Regions from separate parts of the Mus musculus genome. Here region 2 is linked to region 1. The links are chromatin loops, found by intact Hi-C in ENCODE. Cell type or tissue: heart. All regions are shown on one strand. Each heading gives the region's core, and the rest is flanking DNA. Links, peaks and the distances in the headings are about the cores only. Region 1 overlaps Gm45943 (a long non-coding RNA gene). Region 2 has its middle 12 kb from the start of Gm45943.

Region 1 (4,401 bases), core at 136-4,135:
GAACAAAAAAATCAGTCTTTTTCTATATTTGTGCTATATATATATATTATATTTACTATGACTAATATAGTTTTATATATATATACAATACATAATACATAATATATAACAGATAACATATAGCATATAATATAATATATGATATAATATATGACATGTGATATATAAAATAATATAAGTAATAATTAATATATTATATATAATATATTGATTATATATGATGTAGCATGTAGAATAGAATATAAAATACAGTGTTACTAGTAAGAGTTACTATAACTAATATAATAATATTAATTACATACATATGTTATATTAGACAAAGGACACTACAGTGAAAAATAACCTGAATGCATTTTTGTCTCTTTGAAATTCAATAGAAGTAGGTGTGAATATTCAGAGTTTGGAAACTCATTTGTGAAACAACATAAACAGGGGTGTCATAGATATTACTAGATCCTTCATTCTGTAGTTACTATAGTTCACAGCATGCTAAGCCAGTGAGAGAGAGGTATGAAAAGAGGAAATTGAGTCAATCAAAGAAACATAAAAACAAAAGAAAAATTGAAATAAAGGAAATTGTGGGGGGGGGCATGGAGAGAAACACTTATCACCAAGAAAACAGGATGGGCAGAAAAGAGGGATTCTGTTTGCTTCTTTTGAGATAGAGCCTTTCACTGACCTGGAACTTGGTGTGTAGGTTAGGGGCTGATGAACAGGCTCCAAGGATCTGCCTGAGGTTGTTAATATGACCCCAGGCCCTCACGTTTATAAAGAAAGCACTTTACCAACTCCTCATCCCCAGACAAAAGAAGGGCCAAAGAGTATGCTCGGTGATATGGGGCAGGAATGAGGCAGTTATGGAGATATGACTGAGTAACCTGACTTTATACTTTAAAGCACTATGTGTGTTACTCTTGTGTAGACATGCCATCTCCTAAGAAGATAAGTTCCCATTGTCCTTTAAGACAGCAACAAGCAATTCAGTAGCTTAGCATGGATTATTCTCACTAAAGTTTTAAAAATAAATATATATATATAATATATATTTTATATATATCTCACATATATATATATATATATGATATATAGTACACACATATACATTACACATACACACATACAAACAAATCTGCCTCCCAACTCTGCCATCTATGTAGGTATGTGTATGCTTGTTCATGAATATGCATATGGGTGAGTGTGTGCTATAAAGGATGTGGAGGTCAGCAAACAACCTTGAGTGTTGGTTCTCTGCTTGCCTCTTTTTGAGAGAGTCTCAAAATTTGGAGAATTTTCCTGTCTCTGCATCTCAACTCATTATAACAGTAATGAGAGACTGCAGACACAAACTATTGCATCTGCCTTTACTTGGTCAATAGAGATCTGAGCTCAGCTCCTCTGGATTGTTGGGCAAGCTCTTTGTGCACGGAGCTATCTCTCCAACTCTCAACCCTTACATACATGCTGCACAAATCCACAAATCCACAGTGCACTACTAGAGATCAGAGGGCAACCTAAAGGGGTAAGTTCTATTTTCCTACCACTGGGTCCCAGTAATCAAACCTAGGTTCAATTCCCACCACCAGCATGGTAGTTCACAATTACCGGTAACTCCAGGAATCTGCCCTGCTCTTGTAATCTTCACTGGTGCCAGGTTCACACATGGTGCACAAACACACGTAAAAGTGAACCATCATTACATGTAAAGTAAAATAATAATGAAAATAAACATTTTAAAGAAACGTTCTCCTTGTGCTGTGGTAAGATAATACAGGAAAACATATGACCATTTGTGACACCAGTTCTAGATGGTCCAGTGCCCTATAAGAGGTCCTAGATGGACCAGGCATGCCTATGATACACAGACATACATGCAGAGGGATTCAGGGGGTCAGAGTACACTCAAACACTTAAAATAAAATTTAAAGTACATACATATACATGAATACACATACACACATGCATACACATACACAAAGAGACAGACAGGGATATATAGAGAGAGACTTTGGGGGAGGTTAGTTGAACTAGAAACTATTCTGAGCAGGCAAAGGATAGAACATGAAGAAGAATCTTTTATATAATACCAGAATTTAAATTTTTCTTCGAAGATGCAATTAAACACAAGCACATCTCGAACATGGCATGGACAATGAATAAGGGTTACCCCAGAGGCAGGGGGATCCCTTTTGGAGAGCTATCATCTCACAGTAAGGAGGGAGCTGAGGGGACAAGTCAGTCACAAGTAGAGAAGCTATCTCCTGGGTTTCCCTGGAAGGTCTGAATGGGAGGCACAGACATGTTTGTATATAGACATTTGGAGCAAGTTGGGTTCAAGTTCCATTTCAGATACTGGGGTTGAGGTGCCGTGGGTTACCAGAGGCATTTCCAACATGCCTGGGCTTTTCTGCTTGGGAACTCACTGTATTGGGAAAATACTGAAAGAGATGCTTGGAAGTGTGTGTGTGAAGTAAGTGCAGAGAAACTCCCTGGAATCTACCAAGGATGACCCCAGAGACGACTCCTAGTAATGGGGGATACTGAGCCTGACACACTCTTTCTTTGGAAGAACCTTCCATTCCAGCTCAGGGTCGCGGGACAGGGGGGTCATAAGTCAGGTTCAGCCTCCCCGAGCTCATGGGAACCTCGGACTTGTCTGAAGAGTGCACTGCACTGGAAACTGGTTCGCTCCATTCACAACTGGCCACCACAGACATTCCTTATTACTGTTTGTCTGGAACCTTCCCCTGTAACTTAAATCATCGAACAGTCAGGGTCAAGTGTTAGTCTACATATTTCCAGAAATTTTGAGAATCTCACCTTTAGGGAAACGGTACTGTTAAATTTTTATACACTGAAAAAGTGTACTAAAATATATCACTAACAAACGCTTACTCTATTCAGAGAAATTTTGCCCATTTTAAGCTACAAATGCCTTGGGATCCAGCTACATCATTTCTGCAGCTAAGTATCAGCGGACAGTTTTGGCGCCCTCTGATGGCACACATGGGTAACTGCAACACTCCCTTGTTAAACCCATTAACTGCTTCATTTTTTTAAAGCCAGGATTAAAAATAAATTAAAAATTCTTTTAATTTAATATTCATAGAGTGAATTTCACTCAATTTTTAATAATATATTTTGCTAATGTTTTAAAACTGGATAAAACAATATGTATATGTCACAGAAATATAATAATGTAAACATTCTGGAAAAATAGCATATGGTGATAATTAATGATAATTGTATTTTTTCATTTATTCAAAAATGAGTAGAAACCAACTAATAGTATTTTATTTTATGTGTATGGGTGTTTTGCCTGTATGCATGTCCGTGTGCCATGTGCATTTAGTGCCCACAGAGGTGGGAAGAGGGCATCAGATACACTAGGGATGACGTCAGAGGATGGTGGGCTGTCATGTGGGTACTGGGAATTGAACCTGGGTCCTCTGAAAAACCAGCCAGTCCTCTTGGTCACTGAGCCACCTCTCCAGTCCTGCCCTGCCCTCTTTTAACTTCACAGTGTATTGTGAACTGTTTCTCTGTCTATAGTAAATGTATAATTAAATCACTTGTCAGTTTCTGGATAATTATCATTCAATGTTTGGGTATATATCACAATATAACAATGTTTATATGCATGCACTATAGAGCAAATAAGTCCAGCCTTTAAAAATATCAAATTTTAGAGTTTAGTGTCTGGGGAGATTGAGTTACCATGGTTTCTGAACTAAGTCTGTGTTGCCAGGCACTCTGGTGGAGTCAGCTTGTGAGGCAGAAATGCCAAAAAGCTGCTCGTGAGAAATGAATTTCTAGGACTCTCCTCCTGGATATTCTGGCGAAAGCCAACTCTCCAGTTTGGATCGGTTTGTCAGGCGAAAAGCCTGGAAGCTGTTTCACGAGGATAAGAGTCCAGGGAAATTTTCCTCCCTGAGTTATGGCATCTCTTTCCCTAACCCATTATATTTAAATTTCCACCACATTAATCTAGTGTATAGATTCACGTGCACTCTATATAGTATTACTTTATAGTAAATGCCTTTTAAGATTGTATTCTAACATAGCTAAAGCCTTTTTCCAGTGTTCTTAGATTCCAGATAGCAGCAAGGAGCTTAACCTATTCAGTAACTAATTAAGCTGCATCATAAAACAATATAAACATCTGCTATTTACTCAGCTGTCTGTAGATAGAGACTAAAAGTCTCACTGAGATAGAAATCTTTTACTACAGGCTACTTCCATGTCAAGTATAAGTTGATATACTACCCTGATAAGGGGAAACTCTCCAGACAAGATAGTTTTACTAGACCTAAGAATTTAGAGCTCTGTGGTAGCACATTACTCTTAAGGCCTGTCAAGAGTTAACAACCCCCTGATGCTTTTAACCTTATAGTGTGAAATTCT
Region 2 (4,401 bases), core at 262-4,261, 49 kb before region 1:
CCCTATTATGATGAAAGAGCTGACTTCATAGACCGGTGAATGGGCCTGTGGAGGGTGCCATTAAACTGCAGTGTAAGCTGTCGCCTTAAGCCAGCAGTAACTATTGAATACAAATGCCCAGCTGTGGGAACCATAAAGTGATTATTCCATCCACACTGGTCTTCTGCTTCACCCATGCCTTTCTCCACTGCCTGCCTCTCTCTCTGTCTCTTCAGACTGCCTTCAAATAGCTGTCAGTAATACTTTGTTGTTAAACCTACTTTTTGCCTCCCTGAATAACTTTTATACACTGTTTCATACATGTATTTTCTTCTTCTTTATTATCTATCTATGAGGTAAGTTCCAAACAAGTAGGGATTTCTGGTTCTTTCTTCTATCACCAGTGCCAAAAAGAGTACCAGAGTCATAGCCGGACTGACCTGGAGAGTAAAGAGTACCTCTGTCTACATCATGGATGCTTGGCAAACCTCTGCTGTAAAAGATCTAACAGAAGATATTTCAGACTTCTGAGCATGTAGCTTCTGTTCTCACCACTCCTCTCTGGTGTTGTGACATAAAAGCAGAATGGGCTGGTAAATAAATGTGTGATGTGTGGAGAAGAAAGAAAGGGCTTTGCTCAAAGATGAACGAACATGCAGTAAAGGAGACACCTACACCCTAAACCTGGCTTACAGCATCTAGGAACTCCTTAAGAGAAACTTCTAAATTTAAAGATAACACATCAGACTGAAAGACAACCAGGGCAGGGATGTTGTTTGATTTTGTTTTCTTCAGCTCTTTAATCATGCGCTCAGCCAAATCTAGTCCTGTCTGTACCTTCCAGCCCATTCTTAAAAAGCAAAATCTCTAGAGCGTTAGGCAAGCACTTGTTACTTACTCAAGGCTGGAATACAAACTTGTAGGTTGTTAAAAGGCAGAATCTGAGGGCTAGGGATATAGCTTAGAGGTAGGATACTGGCTAGCCTATCACAATTTGAATTTGATTTCAACCCCTGATAAAATTTAAAAATTCTAAGGCAAATGCAGTGGTGCATGACTTTAATCCTAGCATCAAGAGGTGGGGACAGGCAGATAAAGTTTGAGACCAACCAGGACTACACAGTGAGACCATGTCTTTAAAACAAAATAAACTAATTAAAAAAAAAAAAGAATCTCAGGGTAATAGCAGGGTTTTTAATTTCCAGCTCCTTGTGGCACTGTGAAAGAACCCAGAGCCTTAAATATACTAGGCAAGTGACCAACTACTGAGTTACATCTCCAGTTCTTGTTCTTATTTCTTTAAGTAGTTAAATTCATTCTGACTACTCTTAAACCCCCATACTCTCATCCTATATTTTAATAAGATCCTCCAGTGACTCATACTCATAGTAAAGTGTAGAATGTACAGATCTAATCACACATTTGTCAATGCACAGGTCAAAACAAAACAAAACAAACAAAACAAAACAAAACAAAAAAAAACCTCCATTTAGCATGAAGATATAAAAACAAGACAGTCTGGGAGAATTGCTAAGAGGTAGGCCATTTGCATGGCATGCATAAGTTCCTAAGATCCTAAGAAAAGATCATCTCTGACAGAAGAAAACAAGAATGACAACTTACCTCTGCTATGTGTAATGAGGTGTCAAAAGGAGAACTGTCAGGCCTCAGTGAGATGCAGCAATGTTGTACACTGGAGAAAGAGTTCAGCTAGGATCCATGCCTGCCACAAAAGCCACCCTAAGAGTATGTCCACTCTTGCTTGCAGTGGAGTTGAGAAAAAGCAGGGAGAGGACCAGGAAGACAGAAGATTTATCAATCCCCAAAGTTGCTAAGTTTTGCCTCAAGAGACAGGCAAAATCAAGACTTTTCAAAAATCTAGCTTCCAGGAAATTAATGAATATCCTCAGTTAATTTCAGGACGACAGTAGTGAATATCTGTTAGCTGGTTATCCTGAATCAAGAAAGAAATGTGGGTTCCAACTCAAGACAACCTAACCCCTCTTATCTGGCAAGGAGATTGGAAAAGAGGAAATCCAGACAGAGAGATCTTTTTATATCTTGTGCTCTGGGCAGCAGCATCTCCAGCCTTAACAGCAACTGTATTTTAGAACCGAGGGAGTAAACCTATTTCAGCAGTGCTTCCCGTCCCCGTCCCCGCCCCCGCCCCCATCCCCGCGTAAACTTCCTGTCTCTTAGTCCTATGGAAGGGGGGTTCTCCTTTTGCAGGCGCTGCCTTAAAAAAAAAAAGTAAGCAGGAAGAAGATACATTTGAAAAAGAAGCGAACGAAAACCAAAGCAAAACCAGAGTTAGGTTTCACTGCGAGGCCCACCGGGGATTTAAAGAGGAAAGGCGAGCTGTACGTGTAATGTGCGATGCCACACTGTCCTTTCCTAAACAAAAGCTGTGAACAGCTGGTCAGACTGCGATGACAGAATTCTGAAATGTCTGAAGTTACATACATACCTCAGACTGGGTGTGTGTGTGTGGGGGGGGAGAGATAACGGTTTCTTTTCAGAGAATAAACAGAATGTTTTATAGCAGCGGTACAAAAAGCTAAAGGTCGTTTACTACAACAGGAAGCTGCTTAATCTGGCCTCACATTGTTATCACAGTTAGGGCCAGAGCCTCGGCACTGATGGTCAGCTATTCATTCTTAGGAACTCTATATTTAAAAACCTAACGTAAAAAAGCAAAGAAGAATCAATCATACCGTGAAATGAAGGGCAAAGAAATCCACAGACGGATGGACGGGACACACACACACACACACACACACACACACACACACACACACCCCGCTACTCCCCACCTCACCCCACCCCACCCCCACCCCACCCCCCACCCCCAGCCATCCTCAAGCTTCAGGCTCCTAATGGTCTGGCCAATCACTGCTGTCTGAGATCCAAACTTTCTGGTGTCATCTGAGAAGTTGTAAATCTTGCTCAAGGGGACAGTTCTTTGTCAAGCTGAAATGTCTTCCTGGCTTCCTCTCAGCCTTTTCTTTCTCCCAGCATGAGAGATTCTTGGGTAATTTGTAATTTCTTTGGGGCTATTGTTTCAATAGTCTGACATCCAAAAGGGCAGGCACAAGTGTCTTTAAAGTATCCTCTTCCTGCCAGGCATTCCTGGTTACAGCATCAAAACTTATATATAATCCAAAGCAAAGGAAAAAAATGTTCAATACAGTTAAAAAGCCTTAACCAAGTTTCTGTGGTCAGCTTTAATACTATGTTGTCTTTATGACCAAATCCTACTGCCTCTGTACACTTATACCCACCAAGTCCACAAATTGATAGGTTTTGGATTTGAGGTTGGTGATTCCAGGGGACACAGATCAATGACTGGGGACTAAGGAGTTTATTATAAGAGTTATTAGTGCTGTGAACACACAGACAGGAGCAGCAGAATGCCAGGGGCTCTCAGAAGAGTTTGGGTCTCAAACACTAGTGACCTCATGGGGAAGTTTCTACAGAGAATCAGAGTCTATGTGCAGAAGAGGAGGCCTCTTCCCATACATTTTTAGGAAGTGGGGTTCACAACAAGAGTCTACAGTCAGGCTCTCAGATTCCCAGGCAGGAAGCAGAGGATGGGGTGGGGAACAAATTGTGACAAGTCTTTGGTGTAGTTGCACTTCCCAGGTGAGCCTGTTAGCAAGTGACACACAAAGTACCAGAAGTGTGACTCTCAGTATCTGTGAGAGGAGTTCAGAGAGGCTGGTATCTAACAGTACATCCTTACACAAACCACTAAGTTACCAAGTGAGCTGAAGGAAACGTACTACTCGGTGGGCATCAAAGAGTGTCCCTTCTGCATGGAGACAATGCCAGCTTTATAAGTATAAGATAATTGTGCTCACACGAAGAAGCTTCCTCCTTACAGCCACAGCTGTCAATGACTCTTTAATCCTCTAATCCTGTAGCAGACTTCCCAGGTGCCCAGCTTTCAGGAGAATGGCAAGTGTCATTCACACTTCCCCAAGGTTACCAGACTCCTAGGACATCAGAGGGCTACAGGTATAATGGATCCACCTCAACTAGATGTTCTTTTCCCCTTCAGCATTCTCGGAGTCATGCAATCCTTCTCCAGAACGCAGGGCCACCTCCCTTGTGACCTGGGAATCAAGGACAGCTTGGCTCACACTGAGGATGACTCATTAAGCATATGACAAGAGACCTTTCCCTTCCCTTCCACTGAGACCTATAAGAAGCGACTCCAGTTCTGCTTCATGATCCTGAACTCTCATAGAACCCACCCATGCTGTGTGTGTGTGTCTTCCTATGACACTGGGGCAAGGAGCTTGCTCAGAACTCCTGCCATGCTGCTGTTTTGTCTTCCTACCCATGTAATTAATAATTCTTCAAATAAGTGTCTCTTATACCAAGGACAGTCTCCCTCAGTGTCCCCATTACATTCCAAAC

Evidence for each region. A loop is a pair of places that touch in the nucleus more often than their neighbours do. Peaks named below come from ENCODE experiments on the same cell type or tissue, not always from the same donor. Only the 100,000 strongest peaks of a DNase experiment are listed, where the experiment ranks them.
Region 2: it touches region 1 in a loop (3-fold over the local background); 7 of 42 quality-filtered maps call a loop at or near these places.

The regions. Positions count from the first base shown.
Region 1 is chr6:58,545,589-58,549,989 of GRCm38, reverse strand. All of the region lies in intron 2 of Gm45943 (a long non-coding RNA gene), which reads left to right. Among named protein-coding and RNA genes, the nearest start is that of Gm35077, 14 kb to the right of the region's middle. In heart, for the core only: no CTCF peak of the experiment used is centred there; no DNase peak of the experiment used is centred there.
Region 2 is chr6:58,594,310-58,598,710 of GRCm38, reverse strand. It overlaps a transcript of Abcg2 not described here. Among named protein-coding and RNA genes, the nearest start is that of Gm45943, 12 kb to the right of the region's middle. In heart, for the core only: no CTCF peak of the experiment used is centred there; DNase peaks (open chromatin) are centred at 2,120 and 2,410; H3K4me3 peaks cover 2,113 bases; H3K27ac peaks cover 1,458 bases.